Linked DNA regions of Homo sapiens: region 2 is linked to region 1. The links are chromatin loops, found by intact Hi-C in ENCODE. Cell type or tissue: Caco-2. All regions are shown on one strand. Each heading gives the region's core, and the rest is flanking DNA. Links, peaks and the distances in the headings are about the cores only. Region 1 has its middle 54 kb from the start of PDZD8. Region 2 overlaps PDZD8 (PDZ domain containing 8).

What was found. Peaks named below come from ENCODE experiments on the same cell type or tissue, not always from the same donor. Only the 100,000 strongest peaks of a DNase experiment are listed, where the experiment ranks them.
Region 2: it touches region 1 in a loop (2.1-fold over the local background); 1 of 110 quality-filtered maps calls a loop at or near these places.

Annotation. Positions count from the first base shown.
Region 1 is chr10:117,423,256-117,434,963 of GRCh38, forward strand. No RefSeq gene overlaps it. Among named protein-coding and RNA genes, the nearest start is that of PDZD8, 54 kb to the left of the region's middle. In Caco-2, for the core only: a CTCF peak has its summit at 8,100 (motif pointing right); a DNase peak (open chromatin) is centred at 5,476.
Region 2 is chr10:117,330,413-117,342,120 of GRCh38, forward strand. PDZD8 (PDZ domain containing 8) reads right to left here. Exons shown (of 5, transcript NM_173791.5): 2 at 10,568-10,690. Among named protein-coding and RNA genes, the nearest start is that of PDZD8, 39 kb to the right of the region's middle. In Caco-2, for the core only: no CTCF peak of the experiment used is centred there; no DNase peak of the experiment used is centred there.

The sequences.
Region 1 (11,708 bases), core at 3,421-8,420:
CCAACTGATTCTGTTCTCTAAGCTTCTTCATTGCTGCTTCTGCTCTGCTATCCTTCATCTAGCCTTGACACGTGTGTGCTGAGATGGAGGAGCACTGGACTGCGCGTCCTGATTCTGCCCTTCCCCAGTCACATGATGTCAGGCAAACCATGGACCTCTCTGAGAGTTTATTTTCTCATCTACAAAATAAGGATAATAGTAATGCCCAGCTCATGACTTTACTGGGAGGCCCACAAGGGAGTGAAGTTTCAAATTCAAGTGCTGTGACTTTCTCTTGTAAAACAAAAAGCAGATCACATGGCCTTACAACTCTTTGATCATTCGATTCAATTCAATTCCACTTAATAAATATTGCTGAGTGACCACCATATGCCAGGTCTGATGAGAGCTGGAGCTCTTGTAATGAGCAGGACAGATGAGGGCTGTCTTCATGCAGCTGACATTCTAATGGGGGACAGCAGAAAATAAACAGGTAAACCAAGAAATGAACAACTAAGACAGTTTTGAATGGAGAGAAGCCCAAGGAAGAAAACAAAATGGGATGTAGAGTGAGTGGGGTATGTGCTTGAGAGGAGAGCAGGGCAGGCTATTTCAAACTGGGACAGTTTTAGAAATTCTGGGGTATGTATTGACCATGGATATAAGCCATCTCGTTAGGTCCCATGCCCAGCATGCAGGTGTTGGGCCCAGGGTCAATGAAGGATGTGTGTGAATGGCTGAAGAACTCCGCATGCACACTGCCTTGCCAGCTTTGGACTCTGCAACCTAAAGAATTGATATCCAGACTCAACATTTGTTGAATCTTAAAAAAAAAACATGTTAACTGAACAATTGGCTTGAGCAGGGGAAAAATGCTCACTCTGGGCTCACATTTTCTTCGCTTATTTCCCTTGGTATTTCTTTGCTATGGATAATACCCTTTTCTTTCTTTCTTATAATTTTTTTTTTTGGACAATATCTTGAAAAGCATCCAGGTCAAGATTGATATGACATTGGCTCTTTCCTTGCAAAATTAGGCCTTGCTCAGTCTGGGGGCCCAGCGTTTCAGAGTTTCCTGCTGCTGACATCTTCAGAAAAGACTTCCACTTTGAGGTTTAAAATTTTTCTTCCATGGCAAGTCTAAATGGGAGGAATGTGCCTTAGGCATTGTACTAGGCATGTTATATCATGTAATTCTTGTTTTTTTTTTTTTGAGACGGAGTCTCACTCTGTTGCCCAGGCTGGAGTGCAGTGGCCCATCTCCGCTCACTGCAAGCTCCGCCTCCCGGGTTCACACCATTCTCCTGCCTTAGCCTCCCGAGTAGCTGGGACTACAGGCACCCGCCACCATGCCCGGCTAATTTTTTGTACTTCTTTTTTAGGAGAGATGGGATTTCACCATGTTAGCCAGGATGGTCTCGATCTGCTGACCTAGTGATCTGCCCGCCTCGGCCGCCCAAAGTGCTGGGATTACAGGCGTGAGCCACAGCTCCCGGCCATATCATGTAATTCTTAAAGAAGTGAACCTGTGGAGTTTTAAAGAATTGGCCAAGGACATCAAGCAAGTTACAAGGTGATCACACGTACCTCTAAGTCCTGCCTGGGTTCACTCCACAAAGGTCATTCACAAATTACAGCAAACATTGCATAGTGTGCTTTAAACAAAGCCACCTTACAGAAGCTCTTTTGCACCCATTATCAACGATCTGCACAACAGCTCCGTGAGGTGTTGTGGACGCTTTTATTATGACTTGTCAGTACCTCTTACCCTCTTTTTCAGCTTTGCTCTCCCCTCTCAAGGAACAGCACCTTCCTCATTTCAGTGAATTGGTTCTAGGGCTACGGTGGTATCTTGCTCCTCTGGCTGCAGTGATTGGCCCAACAATGTACTTGTGGCCCACACAGGGCCAATCAGAGTCGTTCTTTGGGTTCTTATACCTTGAGCTAGAGGCGTATACTCTTCTTCCTGGGCAGCCACTGCACACGTGAGCCTGAGGGTAGCTGTGTTCCAGCTTTGCACAGAAAGCAGGTTTGGGAGAATGAAGCCAGAGGCCAAGGAGAGAATGCGGAATCCTGGAGTGTTGAAGGCCCTTGTTTTGATTCCTCGCGTCCTCCAGTGTGAGTGAGTTCACTTTCTAGGACATGCATTCAAAGAACTCCCACTGAGGGGCCAGCAGGAATTAGTTTCTGAGGCAGCAACTAGGGGCAGCAGTTGCACACAGGTTGTTGTTTTTTTTTTTGAAGCTGTAGAAGAGGAAAGCCTCTGTGGACGATATGCAGAAAGGTATCTTTCTCTGCGCCAGACCTCTTTATGATGCAAATGACAGAAAATCCCAGCTTAAACTGGTTTAGACAATAAAGCAAGTTTAAAAGCTAAGGTAGGGCAAGGCACGGTGGCTCATGCCTGTAATCCCAGCACTTTGGGAGGCCAAGGCAGTTGGATCACTTGAGGTGAGGAGTTCGCCGACATGGTGAAACCCTGTTTCTACTAAAAATACAAAAATTAGCTGGGTGTGGTGGCATACGCCTGTAGTCCCAGCTATTTGGGAGGCTGAGGGATGAGAATTGCTTGAACCTGAGAGGTAGAGGTTGCAGTGAGCCGAAATTGTGCCACTGCACTCCAGCCTAGGTGATAGAATGAGACTGTCTCAAAAAAAAAAAAAAAAAAAAAGCTAATGTAATTTAGAAGTCTAGAGACAGTCTACCTTCAGGTGATGCTTGACCCAGGCTCTATTGATGTCCCTGAACGAATTTCTTCACCCCTCTAATCTGCCTTCCTCAGTTTTCGCAGAATGACCTTGAGAAACTTTAGGCTTCTCTTATTGCAGCAGCATGCCTCAGTTTCAGATCTTCAGAGAAAAAGGGTTTTACCCCACCCCCATGGATTTTGCACAGTGCAGAGATGTGCTTTTCCTTGATGACCGAGGCTGGGGCAGATGCCCAGTTTTGATTAAAACACTGGCTGGGGGAGGGTGCTGTGTTGCAGCGAGGGGCTAAGCAATCCTCTCCCAGTTCCATGGCAGAGAAGGGAGGAGAAAGGATTCTCTAAAGGCAAATCAGAATACTGTTGGGGAGAGAAGCAGGAAATGGAGACAGTAGATGTAGTGATGTGGCAGGTCAGGTCTCACTAATGCAGGCCTCCATGACAACTGTTTCGTACTGACTGAGTAGTTAAGTTAAATATTAAAAGTGGAAAGAGTCAGTGTCCTTATACAAAGACTGGAATGTAACAAAAGCCCACCAAGAGTTTTGCCTAGGTCTTTCCTGGGCTTTAAAACATGACAAAATAACAAAAGAATTCTTAACAGGACCCATTTAGGATGAAACAAGTTTTATTGAGGGTCTGAAGAAACTCCCCAGGCTTCCACAAACAAGTTTACTGGGGGTGTAAAGGAATTCCCCAAACCTTTATGATTTAGCAGGAGACAAGATAAGGATAATCACTTCAGCACCTGGGCCCATTTAGATTAAGTAAATTTACTGAGGCTCCAGAGGAAGGTCTTCAGGACTCAGACCTTAGTTATGCATTAAAAAAAGTTAATCACTTATGTCTTTAGATGAATGCACACTTACACACTTACATGTAGACATGTAGCTTAGAAGGTATATAAGCTCTGGAAAACTTTGTAATTTTGAGTTGGTCTGACAATAATTTCCAGGCCTTCTCCCTGTTACCTGTTGCAGAAATAAAAACTCTCTTCCTCCCCAGTTCATCTGCATCTTGTTACTGGGCCACAAGAAATAGCAGCCTGACCCTCAGTTTGGTCCAGGAACAGTGACACATGGCCACTGCAGCTCTTATTGCTAAGGTCACTGTATGTCCAGGTGAAGGCTGGGATTGGCTGAGATGCAGGAGGAATGAGGGCAACTCAGCTTGTGTAGACAAACTGAAGTGAAGGTTTTAAACATGGCTGCAGGCCGGGCATGATGGCTCATGCCTGTAATCCCAGCACTTTGGGAGGTTGAGGTGGGTGGATCACTTGAGGTCAGAAGTTCAAGACCAGCCTGGCCAGCATGGTGAAACCCCATCTCTGCTAAAAATACAAAAATTAGCCGGGCATGGTGGCACACACCTGTAATCCCAGCTACTCGGGAGGATGAGACACGAATTGCTTGAACTCAGGAGGCGGAGGTTGCAGTGAATCGAGATCATGCCACTGTACTCCAGCCTGGGTGACAGAGCAAGACTGTCTCAAAAAGAAGAAAAAAAAAAAAAAAAAAAAAAAACCAGCTGCAGATGAAACACACTTTGGGGTGATTTGTAGCACCTGGTGCGCACTTTGCCAAACAGTTCCCTTCATGTGGGGACCTAGTAGATGATGTGTGACACAGTCTTTCTGCTGCCTCCCCCATGTGGCAGAGTGGGATTCTTAACCCTAGCTATCTGACACCCCCAGGATCCACTGCCCATCAAGGTCAAAGCCATGTCCTCTCTCCTGCTCTCCTGGCCCTTTTTGCTTCACCTCCCTGGCCCAGACGCTAACTAGCTGTGCACTTGCACAACAAGACCCTGTCTGCTTTTTGCAAACGGCAGGCCCCTTAGGGATAGAAATTGGGGCGGGGGGAGGGGTGTTTTTGAAACCCTCATGCTGACAACTGAGGCTCCATCAGTGTCTGCTGCATCAACATCTTTAGGGCTTAGGCTATTTTTTTTGTTTTTTTTGGTCTTAAAAAGCTGGCTGAATGGATTCTCCTGACTGCGTGCTTATTAGAAAGATATTGCATCAAAATGTGGTGCAGAGTTTTCACTTCTAGAAATCTGACTTTTCCAAATGCCTGAACAGCTGTTCCTTTTGCATTATGCATAACAGGGAATAATTAGAGATGACCTCAGTGTCCATCAGGTAGGGCATCTCTCCGATAGCACACTTAGCAGCTCTTTTTAAAAAATGAGCTAGTCACATGTCTTCCCATGGAAAGATGTCCAGGATATGTATTCAAGTGACAAAAAAAAAAATCGCAGAACAATATGTAATCCAACCACCCCCCTTCCCTGGCAAACGATGTACAAAAATCACTGAGAGGCTACACTCCAAATTGTTAATAGTGATTCTCATTGGAGAATGGGATTGAGGTAGTAAAACATTCATGTTTCACTTCATTTCCTATTTTTTATTTATTTATTTTTTGAGACGGAGTCTTGCTTTGCCGCCCAGGCTGGAGTGCAGTGGTGCGATCTCGGCTCACTGCAAGCTCCGCCTCCCGGGTTCATGCCATTCTCCTGCCTCAGCCTCCCGAGTAGCTGGGATTACAGGCACGTGCCACCATGCCCGGCTAATTTTTTTGTATTTTTAGTAGAGAAGGGGTTTCACCGTGTTAGCCAGGATGGTCTCGATCTCCTGACCTCGTGATCCGCCTGCCTTGGCCTCCCAAAGTGTTGGAATTACAGGCGTGAGCCACGGCGCCTGGCCATTTTTTGTTATCTTTAACAGTTAGGCAGTCAGGCACTCTTAGATAAGATTTGGAAGGCGTAAGCTGACAAGCACAGCTTGGAGGGATTGGACTTTATTGGGGCTGTGTTAGCAGAGGTCTCCTGTCTGATTACTGACTTTGTGGAGAGGGTGCAGAGCACCATTTGCTAGTTTGCATTAGAGCAGCTGTGATGTGGTTCTGCAGCCGCTTCAGCAGGAAGCTTTTCAGTTTAGCAGGTAACTTTCTGATGGTTAATGAGCCAGCTACTCTCTTGTAGACTGATTTTGCTACTGGATTCTGTGACTGGAAATTGTACTTTTATTCAGCCCTTCCTATAATTCTATAAACTATTTGTGATAAACCTCTTTTGTTTAAGCTAGCTAGAGTGGGTTTTTTTTTTTTCTTTACACACACACTGATACGGAAATCTGGAAAAAGCAGCATATTTCTTTGCGTTCAAAGCTGTCTGATCCCTTAAAAAGCATGAGAGAATTGCTTTTCTGTTTCTTTTAAATTAAGCTCAACTAGGAAGACTAAACTTCTTAAAGTTCCTCCCAGTAGTTTATGAAATCTGTTGGCACAAATTGAAAGAGTCAGAAGTGTGGTCTCTAAGCCTCCAAAATCATCTCTCTACATTTCCTCTGTGTGCACACACCATTTCTCTATCTCTGGTCATCCCATAATTTCATTTAGAACCACTTTGCAAAACTAGTTTTCCTAGACCAGATACTAGACCAAATACAAATAGAAACACAAGAAAAAAATTATGAGAGAGTGAAAAGTGCGTAGTCTACTAGTCCAATTGATATTAACAATAGCTTCCTTTAACATAGAATGAATGATGACTCACATTTTTCCTTCAGGATAGGATTCTATTCTTTTTTGAGACAGAGTCTTGCTCTATCACCCAGGCTGGAGTGCAGTGGCACGATCTTGGCTCACTGCAACATCCGCCTCCCAGGTTCAAGTGATTCTCCTGCTTCAGCCTCCTGAGTAGCTGGGATTACAGGTGCTCACCACCATGCCCTGCTAACAGGATTCTATTTTTAAAAACCTGTTTGATATGCAATTTTCAAAGTTAAGTGGCATTTGAAGTTACTTACCAACGTTTATGTCAGAGATTTGAGTCCAGAGAAAAATGAGGAATGCCCTTCTCTGATGAGGTCATCCTGACAGTCCAAGGCAGAGTCTCTGAGGCTTGAGAGAAATTGGAAACCAGAAGTGCAATTTGTCATCTGGCCATGCCTCCATCTGGCCATAGTACCTCCTCACCAGCTCCACTTTGCCCTACCCTATCCATCAACACCCACATCCCAGCAGCCCCAGCTGTGCAGCACTGTACAGTTTACAAAACTCTTTTGCATATGCATTCCCATTTGGCATCACCACCACCCTATGAGGCTGGCAGAGCAGCTGGCATTAGCCTCACTTCAAAGAGGAGGAAGCTCCAGTGCAGAGAGCTTAAGGGACTTGCTGCAGGTGACACAGAAGCAGCGCCAGGTCTTGAATCAAGGTTTCTAAGTCAAAACCCAGTATGTTTTCTAGAAGCCATGGAGCCACTTGTGTTTTATTCTTCTTTGAAATTTATTTTTATTTTTTATATTTTTAGAGACATCTCTCGTTCTGTCACCCAGGCTGGAGTGCAGTGACATGATCACAGCTCACTGCAGCCTGGAATTCCTGGGCTCAAGGGATCTTCCCACCTCAGCCTCCCAAGTAGCTAGGACTACAGGTGCACATCACCATGCCCAGCTAATTTTGTTTTATTATACTTTAAGTTCTGGGATACATGTGCAGAAAGTGTAGGTTTGTTACATAGATATACACGTGCCGTGGTGGTTTGCTGCACCCATCAACCCGTCATCTACATTAGGTATTTCTCCTAATGCTATCCCTCCCCTAGGCCCCCACCCCTTGACAGGCCCCGGTGTGTGATATTCCCCTCCCTGTGTCCATGTGTTCTCAGTGTTCAACCCCCACTTATGAGTGAGAACATGTGGTGTTTGGTTTTCTGTTCCTGTGTTAGTTTGCTGAGAATGATGGTTTCCAGCTTCATCCATGTCCCTGCAAAGGACATGAACTCATCCTTTTTTATGGCTGCATAGTATTCCATGGTGTATATGTGCCACATTTTCTTTATCCAGTCTATCGTTGATGGGCATTTGGGTTGGTTCCAAGTCTTTGCTACTATAAAGAATGCCACAATAAACATATGTGTGCATGTGTCTCTATAGTAGAAAGATTTATAATCCTTTGGGTATATACCCAGTCATGAGATTGATGCCCAGCTAATTATTTTTATTTTAATTTTTTGTAGAGATGAGGTCTCACTATGTTACCCAGGCTGGTTTTGAATTCCTGGTCTTAAGTGATTCCCCTGCCTTGGCTTCCCAAAACACTGGGATTACAGGTGTGAGCCACCATGGCTGGTGTGTTTTATTCTTTATGGTCTTACCCCCTTACGAAGATGGGCCCCATTTCTCCTCCTGGCTCTTGGGTCAGCACTCAAATAACCATGGACATCTTGCAAACTGGCAAGGCCTTGACCTGAGTTACTTGGTATCTGGCTGCAAGTTGCACAGTTCTCCAAAGTTAACAGCACTGGTAGCTGTCATTTTTCGCCACTCCTCCTTCCTCTGTGTGAATACCCATTCATTTTTGGGAAGAGAAAAATGAAGAGCTTCAGGCAGATAATTCTCTGTGACCACTGGATGTCAGTACTGATCTATGCTTGATAAGTGATCCTCTTCCCAGGCCAGGCAGAGCCGTCAGCACTCGGGTTTATGATGAAGCAGGCGCTGTACATTGACCAAAACCAAAATGTACAGTGACTACATATTTTAATTAAACAGCTGTGTTCCTCCTGCTCCCTCTCTGAGGATTCTTCCTCTAAATTGCTTGATTGAGCTGTTCTGGACCCAATCTCACAAGAGTGAGGGAAGAAACAGCTTTGCAAACACAAGCTTAGATCATCTCTGTTGTCTGATTAATTCCCTTTCCGAGGATGGCACAACTTCAGGTGTATCAAAAGTATTAAAGAGCAGAGAGCCTAAGTGGTCCTTTGAGATGGGGAAAATTGGAGCGGTGAGCCTTGTAGAACTATGTGATTCATTACACTATGGGAATGTGTAGCTTTAAAAATAAAAACATAGAAGTGTGATAAAGCAGCTACTAAATGGGGAAGGAAGAAAAGTAAGAGAAGGAAGGAAGGGCTTATGGATTGGACACAGTGGCATTGGGTGTGAGGGTTTTGGGGACCCTGGACTAGAAGCTCTTGTTGCGTTAACTCACTAATTCCTCCTTTAGCCCCATAGCAAGCTCATGAGGTGCTACTAGATGAGGAATTGAGGTTTAAAGAGGTTAAGTCCAAGGAGCCAGTGAGTGGTGGGATTGGGCTTCAAACCCAGTCCTCTATGATTCCAGAACTCATGCTCCTGACCGCTGTTATCCTGTCTCCCTTCACCTTCACCCACGTGGTCTTGGTGACTTGTCTAACATCACACAATGTTTGGGGATACAGGAAGTGGAGTGGGGCAGAGACTAAGTGTTGGGGTTTCCTGACGGTCTCAAATGTTCTTCCCATGGCCTCACTGGGCAGTGTCCGAATGTCTGCGTCAGAAAAGAGGTAAGGTGAGACCAAGGACCCTGCTCCCTGAATGAGCCTTGGGGAGAGGCCAGATGACTGTGGCAGCCATTTTGGAGAGGGGAGTCAGGTTCAACGCCTGCCCCCCCACCCACCCTGCACCCACCAAGCACAGCTCTGAGCAGCCCAGTGGGTAACTCACATTTCCTGGGACCCTCCTGCCTTTCCTCATGTAGCCTGCCTAACCCCCCCACCCTGGACTTATTATGATATTCCCAAACTGGCAGGTGACCCCTATCTCCCCCATTCCTCCACCTCTGCTCCTGGGAGCTGATTTTAGTTCAAGGCAGCCTTCCAGGCCTCTAATCTCTGCACATTGTACACACATTGTCAGGGGCCTTTTTCTTATAGACTGAAGCCTAGCGACAGGGTCTGCACAGCAAGTACGTACCCTGGTGACTGGCAGCTAAGTGCATTCTGATCTAGTCACCCTGGGGCACTGGAAGGTTTCCAGACTGACCCTGGAAGATTTCCTCAGACTGCTTGGTGGTTCAAGTTGGGGGGACTCAAAGGGAAGAGAAGCCCTTCAATCCCCCAGTTAATGACAGGCAGAAGCCCCAGACTCTTTATTGTCAAATGGCAGGGCGGAGCTGGGGGACCCTCCATGGCCATCCAGCTCTAAAGTTCCATGTTTCCAAGGTAAGTTGAGTTTGGAGCATGGCCCGAGCAGTCTGGGCTGATGTCATTCACAATGACAGAAGTGGACAGAGTCTTGGCTCACCCTCAACTGTGGGTGAGAGTGATTCTGTGGTCTCAGATGGCAGATGGGTAAGGTCTGGGGAGTAGAAAGGTGATTTTTATCTTTAACCAAATGAAAGTTCCTACCCACGTGACAGCTTTGGTTTAGGGGGTGAGAAGGCACCCTTGAGGTGATAACAAGATTGATAGGGAGGTTGGGCACCCGCCTAAATTCACTGCTGTCTCAAGGGAGACTCTTAGGAACTGGCAAGAGGACTTGATAGGAACCTCATCATGGTGGAAAGGGATGTGACTGAGTGTTAAGTTTGTGAAACGGATGGTCTTGTGGGAGAGATGTAGGAATAAGCCCCATGTGTTGAGAAAGACATAAAAGGACATTGAATACCACAGTGTGCACACGTGTGTGTGTGTTTTAAACTATTATAGTTCCTGGTTTAAAACACACACACGCGCGCACACACACACACACACACACACACACACACACATGCACACTGTGGTGTTAAATGTCCTTTTCCGTCTCAGTTCCCCAGCTGGTCTCTCAGCTTCCCCACTATTCCCGTCTTCCTTTCTACACAGACCTAACAGCCTAAGGCCCCATTTTCAACTCATTACTCTCAGATCTTCTGGGACAAGCTTCCTACCTGCTCCGACTTCAGGCCTCCCGTCCCTGGCTGCAGCCTTCCAGCCACCTTTGCTCTTTCCTGTTTCCCATCAGCACCCTACCCCGCACCACAGGTTCACGCTCACATGGATCTCACACTCACGTTTTTACCCACCTGCAATTCTCTCCACATTCTTGCCTGTCAACCTATCCACATTCTCCCCTTTTAAAAATAGCATTATTGAGACATAATTCACATACCATATAATTCATCTATTTAAAGTGTAAGATTCAGTAGTTTTTGGTATATTTACAGATATGTTCATTCTTCACCACAGTCACTTGTAGAATATTCTCATCATCTCCCTATACCCCTTAGCTATCACCTCCCAGATCCCCCAGCCCCATGCTGGCACCCCAGGTAAGCACTAGTCTACTGTGGGTCTCTACAGAGTTCCGTGTTCTGGACATTTCATATGCACAGAATCAGAAGTGCGGTGTTTTGTGTCTGACTTCTTTTGCTTAGCGTAATGGTTTCAAAGTTCATCTATGTTGTAGCTCTATCGATACTTCATTCCTTTTTATGGCAAATGTTCTAATTTCCCCTTTCAAGGGTCAGCTTAATCCTCATGTCCCCCAGAATGCTTTTGTTAACTCCTTGGGCCCTCTTGATGGCTCTCCCATGGATGTTTACAGTGTGGTATGGGGTTGTCTTTGCATCCTCTGTGAAAACCTTTCTTGCCTACTAGACTGTGTCCCAGGACAATTCTCTGGGAAGCAGGTTCTGAGAAGGAGATCTGTGTTCAAGAAGATTCTTGAGGATAACACTTGGGACCTACATCATGGGGGAGTGACCGATGCAGGAGGGGGCAGAGGGAGAAGCTGAGCTGCAATGCAGTCCCAACAAATGTCTCAGCCACCCTCCAAGTGATCTAGAGCTGGGATGGCCATCAGAGTTGAGTGAGGGCTGGGTTGTAATACACCCGTATCAATGGTCAACAGTCATTGGATACAGCTGCTTCAGGAAGATTGTGTCCTTGGGTTGGTCATCTCATTGCAGCCAAGGACAAGTCCTGGCGGCACTCCCAGCAGCCTGGAGAATGAAGAAACCATGGCATTCACGGTGGACTAGAAGACCCTTGAGAACGGGGGCCATGTCATCCCTCCTGCTTGCCTCTCCCCTTCCCTAACACCTGCATTTTGCTTGAATTCAGGCCTTGAGGTCAAACAAATGTGAATTCAAATCCTAGCTCTGCCATATATTAACTGAGGAACCATAGAAAGTTACCAGATCTTGTGGGTCACACCTGTAATCCCAGCACTTTGGGAGGCTGAAGTGGGCAGATCATTTGAGGTCAGGAGTTCGAGACC
Region 2 (11,708 bases), core at 2,237-7,236, 94 kb before region 1:
CCATCCAGTCCTGGAAGGTAACTGTGTCTTGTTCTTTCTATCCTATAACATGCAGAAAATAATCAGTACTTGCTGAGCAGATCAACGTCAATGGATACATAACTCTCCTACACTCAGATCCTTAGAGTTCCTTTGCCTCCCCTGCCTATTAACTCATCCATATATTCAGTCACTCACTAAACCCTGTCCTAGTTATCCCACGTGTCCCTTCCTTCTTGTTCCTATTAAAACATATCTATGAGGCATTTACTTCCTCACCTTTAACCCACAACACCTCTTAAATTTGTCTCTGGGACTTCAATCTCTATATATACAATTTACTCCATAAATATGCACATTTTTCTTAATATCACCTTCAATAACTTTTCTCTGATTAAAGGATCACCATTGTAACTTCTCTTGCCAGCAAATTTGGCCCTGAGACATCTACACTTCATTCAGACAAGACCTGGAAAATACTTTACAATTCTAATTCTCTTTTATCTTATGGCTCTTTTTCCAATTACCTAAAATCTACAATCCATCTAGTTTCCTGAATCTTATCCATGAAGTTTTCCATGGTAGTGTCAATTCAAAAATACTTTTTCCTTGCACTAAGTTTCTATACTACCCATCACTTAAGCCTCAATTCAAATTAGACAGCCTCATATAGTTGACTTATTTATGCATTTGTTTTTGTCTGTTAGCCCTAACTACATTTTAAGTTTCTAGAGGGCAGACACTGAGCTCCATATTTTTTGTATTCATCGTAGTATTTAGACAAAATGCATTCACTATTGATGTTGGAAAGACTGGTGGTAGTGTGGTGGAAGCAGTAGTGGTGGTGGTAGTAGCAGAAATAGTTGAAGCAGCTAACATTTACTGTAAGGACAATTCTAAGAGCTTTACATTTATTATTTCATTTAATTTTCACAATTACTCAAGGAAATAGGTAATGGTATTACCCCTAATTTACACATTAGAAAATGAACACAGAGAGGTTGAGTAACATGCCAGACATTGCACAGCTAATAAATGAAAAGTCTGGACTATATAAGTTGAGACAAATGGGTTGAAAAAATTTTGAAAGAGAGAAAATAAAGGCAGTTGTCTTTTGGTTAAAATTACAAATGCTACCCGTGAATAAAATACATTAAAAGCACTGATTATCAAAGACACAATCCTCTTTTAAATTATTATTTTCTGACCACAGTTCATTTTTGCTGAAGGTATTGTATGAGTGTATAGCATACCAATACAGCATTTAAAACATTTTGGAGTATGGCATTTTAAAAAAGAGCACTGGTATTATGTCAGCTGTGTTCCTACTTAGTTTTCTTACATTCTCTTACAATTCAGACATCAGAAGAATTAAAGAGCTATATTTTGTAGTATGAAACAGTAGTGGAGGTATACAATTACAAAAGAAACAAGGCTATTTTCCAGCATCACAACCTTAGGGAAAAGGATATGGGGAAGAAAAGAGAGCCTACATAAATACAGGAGGGAGAAATTCCAAATTTGCAGTCTTTTGAAAAGTCTGCCTCTAGTCAAAAGCAACCTAATTATACGGAAGATTCTTTATATCTGAGAGAAATGTATAAAAACTAACGGAAAACATCACTCAACTTTTATTTAACTGCATATAAGATGTTAAATAATTAATAAATGCAAACATAGTCTCAAAATCTTTACAGGAACTTGGTTCATCTGGTAGAGTTATGCCTAAATTTACACAGAATTACACAGCTTTAAAGACTTTGAGGAATAATATTCAGCAACAATTCCAAGTAATTCCTTCTGGTTTTCAAAAGCATTCATTTTGAGTGCAACTTTTCCTTTATACAAATTTAAATGTCTTATGCCTGAGCTAATTTCCTCTTATCGTTCCCTCCAAGAAAAAAACAAAAAACAAAAAACAGAACTTCAGCCTTCAACTAAAAAATACTTCATTATTATACACATTTCTCCATCCCTCGATCTTTCTGAAAAGGTAATTTATTTTAAAAATAATGCCCTGCCCTAAAAAATGTTACAATTTTCCAAAACCTACACTTCTAACATAATATAAAAGTTTTCAGAACCAAAATAATTTTTATTCTGTAAGGGTTTTTTTTTTTTTTTTTTTTTTTGAGACTGAGTTCTGCTCTTGTTGCCCAGGCTGGAGTGCAATGGCGCCATCTTGACTCACCGCAACCTCCGCCTCCTGGGTTCAGGTGATTATCTTGCCTCAGCCTCCCGAGTAACTGGGATTACAGGCATATGCCACCACGCCTGGCTAAGTTTTGTATTTTTAGCAGAAATGGGGTTTCTCCATGTTGATCAGGCTGGTCTTGAACTCCCGACCTCAGGTGATCCACCCACCTCGGCCTCCCAAAGTGCTGGGATTACAGGCGTGAATCACCACGCCTGGCCTCTGTAAAGTTTTTTTAAAAAAGGATATGGGCCAGGCGTGGTGGCTCATGCCTGTAATCCCAGCACTTTGGGGGGCCAAGGCAGGCAGATCACTTGAGGTCAGGAGTTTGAGACCAGCCAGGCCAACATGGTGAAACGCCCGTCTCTACTAAAAATACAAAAATTAGATGGGTGTGGTGGCGGGTGCCTGTAATCTCAGCTATTTGAGAAGCTGAGGCAGGAGAATCACTTGAACTTGGTAGGCATAGGTTGTGGTGAGTGGAGATTGCACCATTGCACTCCAGCCTGGACAGCAGAGTGGACTCTGTCTCAAAAAAAAAAAAAAAAAAAAAAAAAAGGGGATATGGAGGCAGAATAAGATAACAGAAAGACCGAGGAACTCTGGAGTTAGACAAAACTAGATTCAAATTCCAGTGGTACTGAGCAAGTAACTTGTGGATCTCAGTTCATCTATAAAATGGATATAATAACACTAATCTTGTAACGATGCTCTAAGAGCTGAAAATAATACATGCAGTAAAGTACCTACATATTGCAGATAATAAGTACAACTAATAATACAATTATTTGTAGAGCCATGCCCCAAATATCTTCAGATTTAGCTAGATATTTTTCCTTAAAAAAATGTCAAAACATTAAAATAAAGGCAGGTAATATAAGAAGCACCCACATACCAACTACTCAGGAAAAAAGCAAATATTATTATTTAGCCTCATTTGCTTCAGGTGGATTTAAGTTATATTCAAGCCAAAATAACCAAACAAATTTAATCAAACTCAATGCTAACATAAACGGGATTCATAGACAAATGCAAACTGGAAATATTTTGAAGTTATAACTACTAAAATAGCTCCTCTTGTAAATGAATTTCAAAATTTCATAATATTAGCAGCCTTCCCTACAGAACTAAACATTTCACTTTAAAATATGAACATAATGCTATTTAAAGGATTAATTCCCTATTTCTCTCTTCTGTCAAACTTCTACTTTGAAAATGCTTCACCTAATATGTGAATCAAGACCAGATGACAACACTAAAAAAGAATTTAATCACATAATTAAATGATTTTCTTTGCCTTAAAAGATCAATGTATTTCTGGTTCCAGAATGATGTCAAGAGTGGTGACACAGTTTTGAGTCTCCCCAAAACCCCCCCATAAAAGGACAAAAAGCAATGAGGGAAACAAAAGCAAAATTCAACAACATGTACAACAAAATGAGGTGGCCAATACTTTAACAGTAGTGAAGTGTCACTCAAATTCTTCCACAGATTGTAATTATAAAAACTGGATAAACAAAATTTTTTATCACATTTAAAGACAATGAAAACCTTCTGAATGTAGACAGAAGCCTGCTTTGAGATTAATATTTCAATTATCAAAAAACTGCAGCTGCAGGCAGGGCACAGGGCTTCATGCCTGTAATGTTGGGCTTCATGCCCAGCACTTTGGGAGGTTGAAGCTGGTGGGCTGGATGAAGCTGGTTGAAGCAGGAGTTTATGACTAGCCTAAGCAACAGGATAAAACTCTTTCTCTACTAAAAATACAAAAAATTAGCCAGATGTTGGTGTCACATGCCTGTGGTCCCAGCTACTTGGGAGGCTGAGGCGGGAGGATCGCTTGAGCCCAGGAGGTCAAGGCTGTGGTAAGGCATGATCATGTAACTGCACTCCAGCTTGGGTGACAGAGCAAGACCCTGTCTCAAAACAAAACAAAACAAAACTGACTCCTAATGTGCTCAGATACTAGATTTAGCAGATCAAGGCTTCAATGCAGCCATTATATATATATATGGCTCAAAAAACTGACAGAACATTTGTTCAAAGAATTAAAGGAAAACATAATGAGTGAACAGATAGGAAATATCAACATAGAAATGAGACACTATACAAAACAGAAATTCTAGAGCCAAAAAGTATAATAAATGAGATTAAAAATTCACTAGATGAGCTCAACAGAAAACTGGAGATAGGAGAAGACTCAGTGAACCTGAAATTAGACCACGTGAATTACTCAATCCAAAGTACACAGAGAAAAAGAATTTAAAGAAACAAACAAATAAACAAGCAAACAAACCAAACCTCAGGGGACCTATGGGAAAATGAAACAGCCCAACATAATATGTAATTTAGAATAAGAGAGGTGGGAAAAAAAGGCCAAAACAATTGGAAAAAAAAAATAGCCCAAGCTCCCAAATTTGGTTGTAACCATTAATTCATATATCCAAGAAGCTAACTGAAATGGAAGCAGGAAAAAACACAAAGAAAGCTCCCTCAGACATGGTCTAAGTGCTGAAAGCCAAACATAAAGTAAAAGGTTGGAAAGCAGCCAGAGAAAAACAACATGTTACATATGGGGGAAGAATAAAAAAAGTTGCTGACTTCTCATCAGAATATGGGATTGACATAGCCAAAGTGCTGAAGGAACAGATGAAAGGAAAATAAATTTCCAGGTAAGCAAAAAATGAGTTAATTTGTTGCCAGCAGACCTACATAACAAGAAGCACTAAAGGAAGTTCTGCAGGATAAAGGGAAGGAATACCAGATGACAATTTTGATATAAAAGAAGAAATAAAGGGCAACAGAAATGGTAAATATACAGTAAATGTAAAAACAACCCACCACTACCAAAGTTTGTTCTTCTTTTAATTTCTTTAAAGGACAGATAACAGTGTAAGGCAAAAATAACACCACTGATGGTTTAATAACCTATATACCATCTGTATATCTTTTTGTACAGTTCTGGGTTTGCAGAAGCATGTTAATACTCTATGTATTTAAAAGCGAAAATCAGTAAGGATGAAGAAAAGTAGGAGTGGGGGGAGACTAAATCTGAAAGCAATCTGAAACAAACCCAACTATATTTTAAATGAACACCATAATCACACCAAAGAGGAAAAACAAGTCTAAATAATTTAAGAACACAGTACTTGACCCCCACGTTCCCTCAACCTTGGGCAGGGTAAGGGAGAATTACAAAGGAATCCTGAACTCTTTGTATTATGTTTTTTGTACTTGTATGGACAATGCATTCTGAAACTAATTAAGATTATTATAGGATTGAGCAAGTGAATAAAAGTGCCGATGTTGTTGAGAGCCATGAAGTAAGAATTGGAGGAAGAACCAAAGCAAGGAACAATTCCATAAGGATGAACTAGAGTTGGAGGTACAGGTTTGCACATTCTTTATCCAAAATGCTTAGGACCAGGAGTGCTTCAGATTTTGGAATATTTGCTTATATTTAACGAGATATCTTGAAGATGAGACCCAAGTCTAAACACAAAATTAATTTGTTTCATATACACTTTATAGCCTGAAGGTAATTTTATACAAAAATATTGTTTCCTGCATGAAACAAAGTTTGTGTACAGTGAACCATCAGAAAGCGAAGGTGTCAGGTGTGTATTTTCTACTTGTGGCATCATGTCAGCACCGAAAAACACTCAGATTCTGGAGCATTTGGGATTTCAAATTTTTCAGATTAAGGTTGCTCAACCTGTATCAGGTGAACTCATGATTTCTAAATTACGTATGTGTATGCATGTATAAGTATTGATACATGAATATATTTCCTAAGTGTCCTCTGAAGAGGTCTATGAATATATGAAGTAGCAATAAACACACCCAACATTCAGATCTTAGTTTCTATTAATAATACCATCCTTTACTAAAATGAACTAGGCAGCTAGTCATGGTGGAACATGCCTGTAGTCTCAGCTAAAAATAAAAAGAATTGGGGCTCTTTGGAAAAATAGTTGTTCTGGGACCGTGGCAGAGAAGATAGAAGATAAATGCAGAACAGCTTGTTACATCAGAAAGTAATGAAGTCTAAAAAAAAAAGACAAAAAAAAAGATGGGGTCATATCACACACAGGATCCATCTTGAGGGGGTTCCTACTGGCCAAATCTGAGACAATTTAGACACCAAAATAATTAAGGACAGTAAAGAATTATAACCATTGAGAAAAATAAAAATTCATGGGTCAATGGTGACAATAAACTAAGAATAAGGGAAGACTCTTGGTAACAGAATAGAATGTCAACTGCTGTGGTTTTCTGTATTTGTGTTATATTTAACATTTAAAACTTAAAAAAAAAAAAGATGTAATATTGAAATCCAGTGAGACCAAACACCCTAGCTGGGCATGGTGGTGGGCGCCTGTAGTCCCAGCTACTTGGGAGGCTGAGGCAAAAGAATGGCGTGAACCCAGGAGGTGGAGCTTGCAGTGAGCCGAGATCATGCCACTGCACTCCAGCCTGGGCCACAGAGTGAGACTCCATCTCAAAAAAAAAAAAAGTAAGATCTAACTAATCCGTAAAGTTTCCTTTGTTGTCTTAGCTGCCAGAAAATTGATCTCTTTTCCATGTTTTTGATCTAATATATCTTCTGCTTAAGTATACATGCTTACATGTTTTCTTTGCAAAATATCTCAAATATCTTCTATCCTTCAAGACAGAAGATAGACTATAAATTATAAATTTAAAAATAATCATCTTAACAATCTGATTGCAACACTAATGTGAAATAATTTCACCTACTAGCAGTACGACAAACAGCCATTGCATTCATCTGTGGTTAAAAAAAATCAGCTTTCATCAACTCAAAAAAACATGCAATTGTTCAGAATGACTGCTTTTTAAAAAATACTTGACAAAAGCAAAATGTGAAAACCAATTTTTACACATAATACTGCCTTTCCACCCTCAAGCTATTGCTTGGGAAATGCGAAACAGTATTTCAGATAGTTAGGAAAGAACCTCCCTTTACAATATGAGACCTTTTTAAATTAATAAAATTCAAATTCCAATTCTCACAAACAAATATGCAAGAAAAAACATGCCGTTTTTTCTTCACAGATACTGCAACGATTATCTTGAGACATAATAATAGAAGCTACATCTACTGTAGGTATCCTATGTGGTAGGCATTGTGGGTAGTTGCCTATCTCTGATTACAATTACCAGCAAAGTAGCTCCCTTGCCCATTTCACAGATGTGTAACTTGCCTAGTGACACTATATAAGGGCATATGGCTAGATTGAATTCAGTGCTTTCTATAACTCAAAAGTCTATGTTATTCCACTATATATGAAGTAATAAGCATTTTTTTGGTCCTTCTTCCAAAAAGAAAGCACTGTTATTTGTGCTTTCATTTTCTCTAGTGCCTCTTTTTGCTTCAGGAATTAGAATAAAACACACAAGCTGAATTTATATTCAAAATGAGATTAACTATTGAAATAAAAATGCTTAGGTTACAGTAATATGTCCTCTTTAGTTTGAATCCTATAAACTTAAAATCTACCTGAACAGAGTTTTCTGTTTTTATACTAAGAAAAAAGTTTACAAGAAAAACAGTAACGTTAAGTTTTTAACGGAAAGAATGTTAGGACTTAATACGAAGACAAAAAAGCAGGAATGAGTTGAGACTTACTCTTGCCTTCATACACAAATAATTCTTAAACTATGTAAACAATAACACAGTACCACAACACTGAGTAACTTTTACATGCTTGGATTTGTAAAAATGGCACAAGGAAATCTCTAGATAGTGTACTTGTTCCCAAGATGAATCTATCACTTGGGGAAAGGTGCTGGCTATATAACCTAAGCCGACAGTTACATAACTTCAGATATTAAAAAAACTATTTTTCCATGTTTTTCCCTTCAGCCTAATTATGTACTCTCTAAAAATACTGGACCTTAATTTTTGACCAGGTGATAAATAAAACAACATAAACAAGTTTATAGTGAATAGCTGGGCTATCACCTTGACCCCTGTCCATCATCATCAACCCAGTTCCTTCCCTGTATACCCCGTAAAAATTCTTATTGGTTTCTCACTTATCCTTTCAGAGATTTATTACACAGTTCCTTATTAAAATAAAGTTGGTTACAGGTACTTCACACATTCTAATGCTTTTCTTTTCATTTATCTCAACATGACCTAAAGAATGTCTGGCTATACTTTCTCAATGCCTTACATGCAGTCTTTGATTCCTGTAGCAAGGCTTTAAGTGAGCAGTACTGCAGGTAAAGCAAAAATGTGGTGAGCAAAGCTGACACCAAAGCTAGTGGTTAAATAGCTACAAGCTAACAGACATATAATCAATACCTAACCCCACCAGCAACATTAAAGCAAATGAACTAGTATTTTCTAAATACCTAGCATAGTACCTATTATATGTATTTTACTGTACACTGCAGTTCCTTTTACAAAATAGACAACATATTTAGTCTTTTTTTGATTTAAAAAAAAAGGGATTCTTTGTCTACCAGGCTTTCTAACATAATGATACACAATCCTGAGTCACCCTGGACTTAACCAAAAAAAAAAAAAAAAAAAAAAAAGGATTAAGTATATTATTAGTATACTCAAAACTAACCTAACCATTAGCAAGGACACAAATGTATTAGATATAAAATATAACCTGTGTGCTCAAGTACTTAATTGTATTATGGGTTGGAAATAAAAGTCATATGTACCAAGTAAGTGGTACAAACAAGTGTCAAAGAAATGTAGCCGGAGGATAGTATACTTGTACTTGGAATGATCAGGAGATACATTAAGAAGGTAGCTTTTGAACCAAACCAAGAAAGGTTGGCTTCATGGAGCAGAGAAGGGGGCCAAGAAAGCAGCAGCTAGTCAACACAATGGGCTTGGTGCTTTAAAATATTTAAGTAGGGAATGGCAAACTACAGCTTATGGTCTAAATTCAGTCCACTGCCTGTTTTGTATAACCTGTGGGCTATCAAGGGTTTCTATGTTTTTAAATGGTTGAAAAGTATCAAAAGAATATTTTATAACATATGAAAATTACAAAATTCATATACAAAGTTTTACTGGCACACAGCCACATTCATTCAGTTACACATTATCTGTGACTGCTTCTGTACTGCAAGGCAGAGTTGTATAGTTGCAACAGAGAGCATGTGAATCACAGCCTAAAATGTACTATCTGGCCCCTTAGAGAAACAGTCTGCCAACACCTTGCCTTGGGAAGGCCTATGTAGCTGAAGCACTATGAATGAGGGGCTGGGCGGAGGATGGTGAGACTGAAGCTGGAGAGCTAAGAGGAACCTGTGTGTCATGGTGAGGATTTGGGTCCACATCCTAAGAGTAATGGGGAAGCTGTTAAAGAGTTTTAACTAGGAGACTGACAATTAGATTTGCATTTTGAAAAGATCATGTTGGTTGTTATATTGGGGACCAGAGGACTAGGAGATATGAAGGCTAGTATAGTAAGTAGCTCAAGCAAGATATGAATATAGCTTAAACTTTGGTGCTGGCAAAGTAAAACAAGGAGGCTAGGCAAGATTATTTCTGAGATCGCTTCCAGTTCTAAAACGCTAAAAATCCACAGTGGTTCAAAGTCTAGTTTTGCAACTTTCCTGAGTGTTTCCAATTATCACAAACAATTCTCAAAACCGTTTTGATAGGTGACAAAGATTCTTTGCCAGGCCAAACTTTACTGAGGTTTCTGAATCTTCTGCTAGGCCCATCTGTCCAGTTTCAGCAAAGAACTCTGCGAAGTCAGTTTAGCAAGAAACCCCTATCCTTGATATCTGATCGTCCTTTACCATCCTCCATGATGTCTGATCACCCTGGACTGTTTTTAGCAAGAATCCTGTTAGGTCGGTTTAGCCAAAATCCCCTTTACCCTTGATGTTTCCTCTTAGTAAGTTTCCATCCACTGATCCCACATTGCTTCTTGGCTATAAATTTCCACCTGCCCATGCTGTATTCAGAGTTGAGCCCAATCTCTCACCCACTTCAAGACCTCACTGCAGTGGCTGCTATACTTATCATGATGGTCCTGAATAAAGACTTCCTTACTCTGCTTTAATAAGTATCATTGAGTAATTTTCTCTTTAACATAGGAACAGCTCCCCAGTAGGTAGAATAAGTTAAAAATAAGCCAACAGAGCACTATGCATCTAAATAGTGTCAGAATGACTACAGAGTAAATGCCTCTCCCTCCATTAAAACACTTTCTAAAATATGATTTATATTTGTTAAAGTTAGAAAGGACTACTTTTATGATATTAAATTTACAATTAAAGAATTTACAGGTAAATAATATAATTTAAATGAACACACAACACAAATACTGCTTAGGAATATTTTCACTGCACTGTTCTTCCCGTAACTTAGTAATGACAAAACAAAGAACATACCTGCTACATTCTAACAACGTAACTTTAAGACGGCCTTCAGTAAGTGCCCATTGTTGTATATGGATATGCTCTTCATCTTCTTCAAATCCTTGCAAGGTCTGGTATGGAAAAAACGGCTTAAACCTGACAAAAGTAAAGATAAGTCTAAATGTCTGAATAATAAACACCACAGTTTAAAGCATAACAAAACTCACCTGTACAAAAACACAAAGCAAAATGAACACCTAATACTACACGTGCTCTACAAAACCAAAGCTTACCACACTCCCCCATAACTGGCAGCAAATGGTGCCTTCGCTATGGCACCCATAAGTCTTGGTTTTTTGGTATGCCCCCATTGATAAGGCAAGAGAGAACAAAGAAAAGAAAAGCCTAGAGGCAGCAAGTAGGCCATGAAGTTTAGGTGGGGCAGGAGAGAGACTGTGAACCAGATGGGAAGAGTGTTCCTACGGTACAAGATCAAAATTCAGAATGCATGTTCCATGGAAATAATATACAGTCCCCTTGGCATCCATGGGGGATTGGTTCCAGTACTTCCCAAGGATACCAAAATCCCAGGATGCTCAAGTCTCTAATATAAAATGGCCCAGTATCTGCATTATACACATTCTCCCATATGTTTTGAATCATCTCCAGATTACTTATAATACCTAATACAATGTAAATGCTATGTAAATAGTTGTTAAGACTATATTGTTCAGAGAATAATGACAAGGAAAAAAGTCTGTACATGTTCAGCGCAGATTAAATTTTTAAAAAATATTTTCAATCCACAGTTGTTTGAATCCATGGATGTGGAACCCATGGATGTGGAGCCCACGAATACAGAGAGCTGACTATTACAGACAGTGATTAGTACATGATAAAGATGACTGTAATAGCAACATCAATAACAATTAACACAGCAGAGATATTCATTAGAGATGTTTACTATTTGCCAGGCAGTATGCTAAGTGCTTTTTACATGCATTATCTTATTTAATGCTCACAACCCTGAAGAGGGCAATATTATTGGCTCCTCTCTCCAGATGAAAAGAATGAAGCTTAGGAAGGTTAACAAGTTTGTTCAATTTTACAAAGTGAATGGCAAAACCAGAATTCAAGCTAGTCTAATTCCAAAGTCCAACTATATAACACCTCA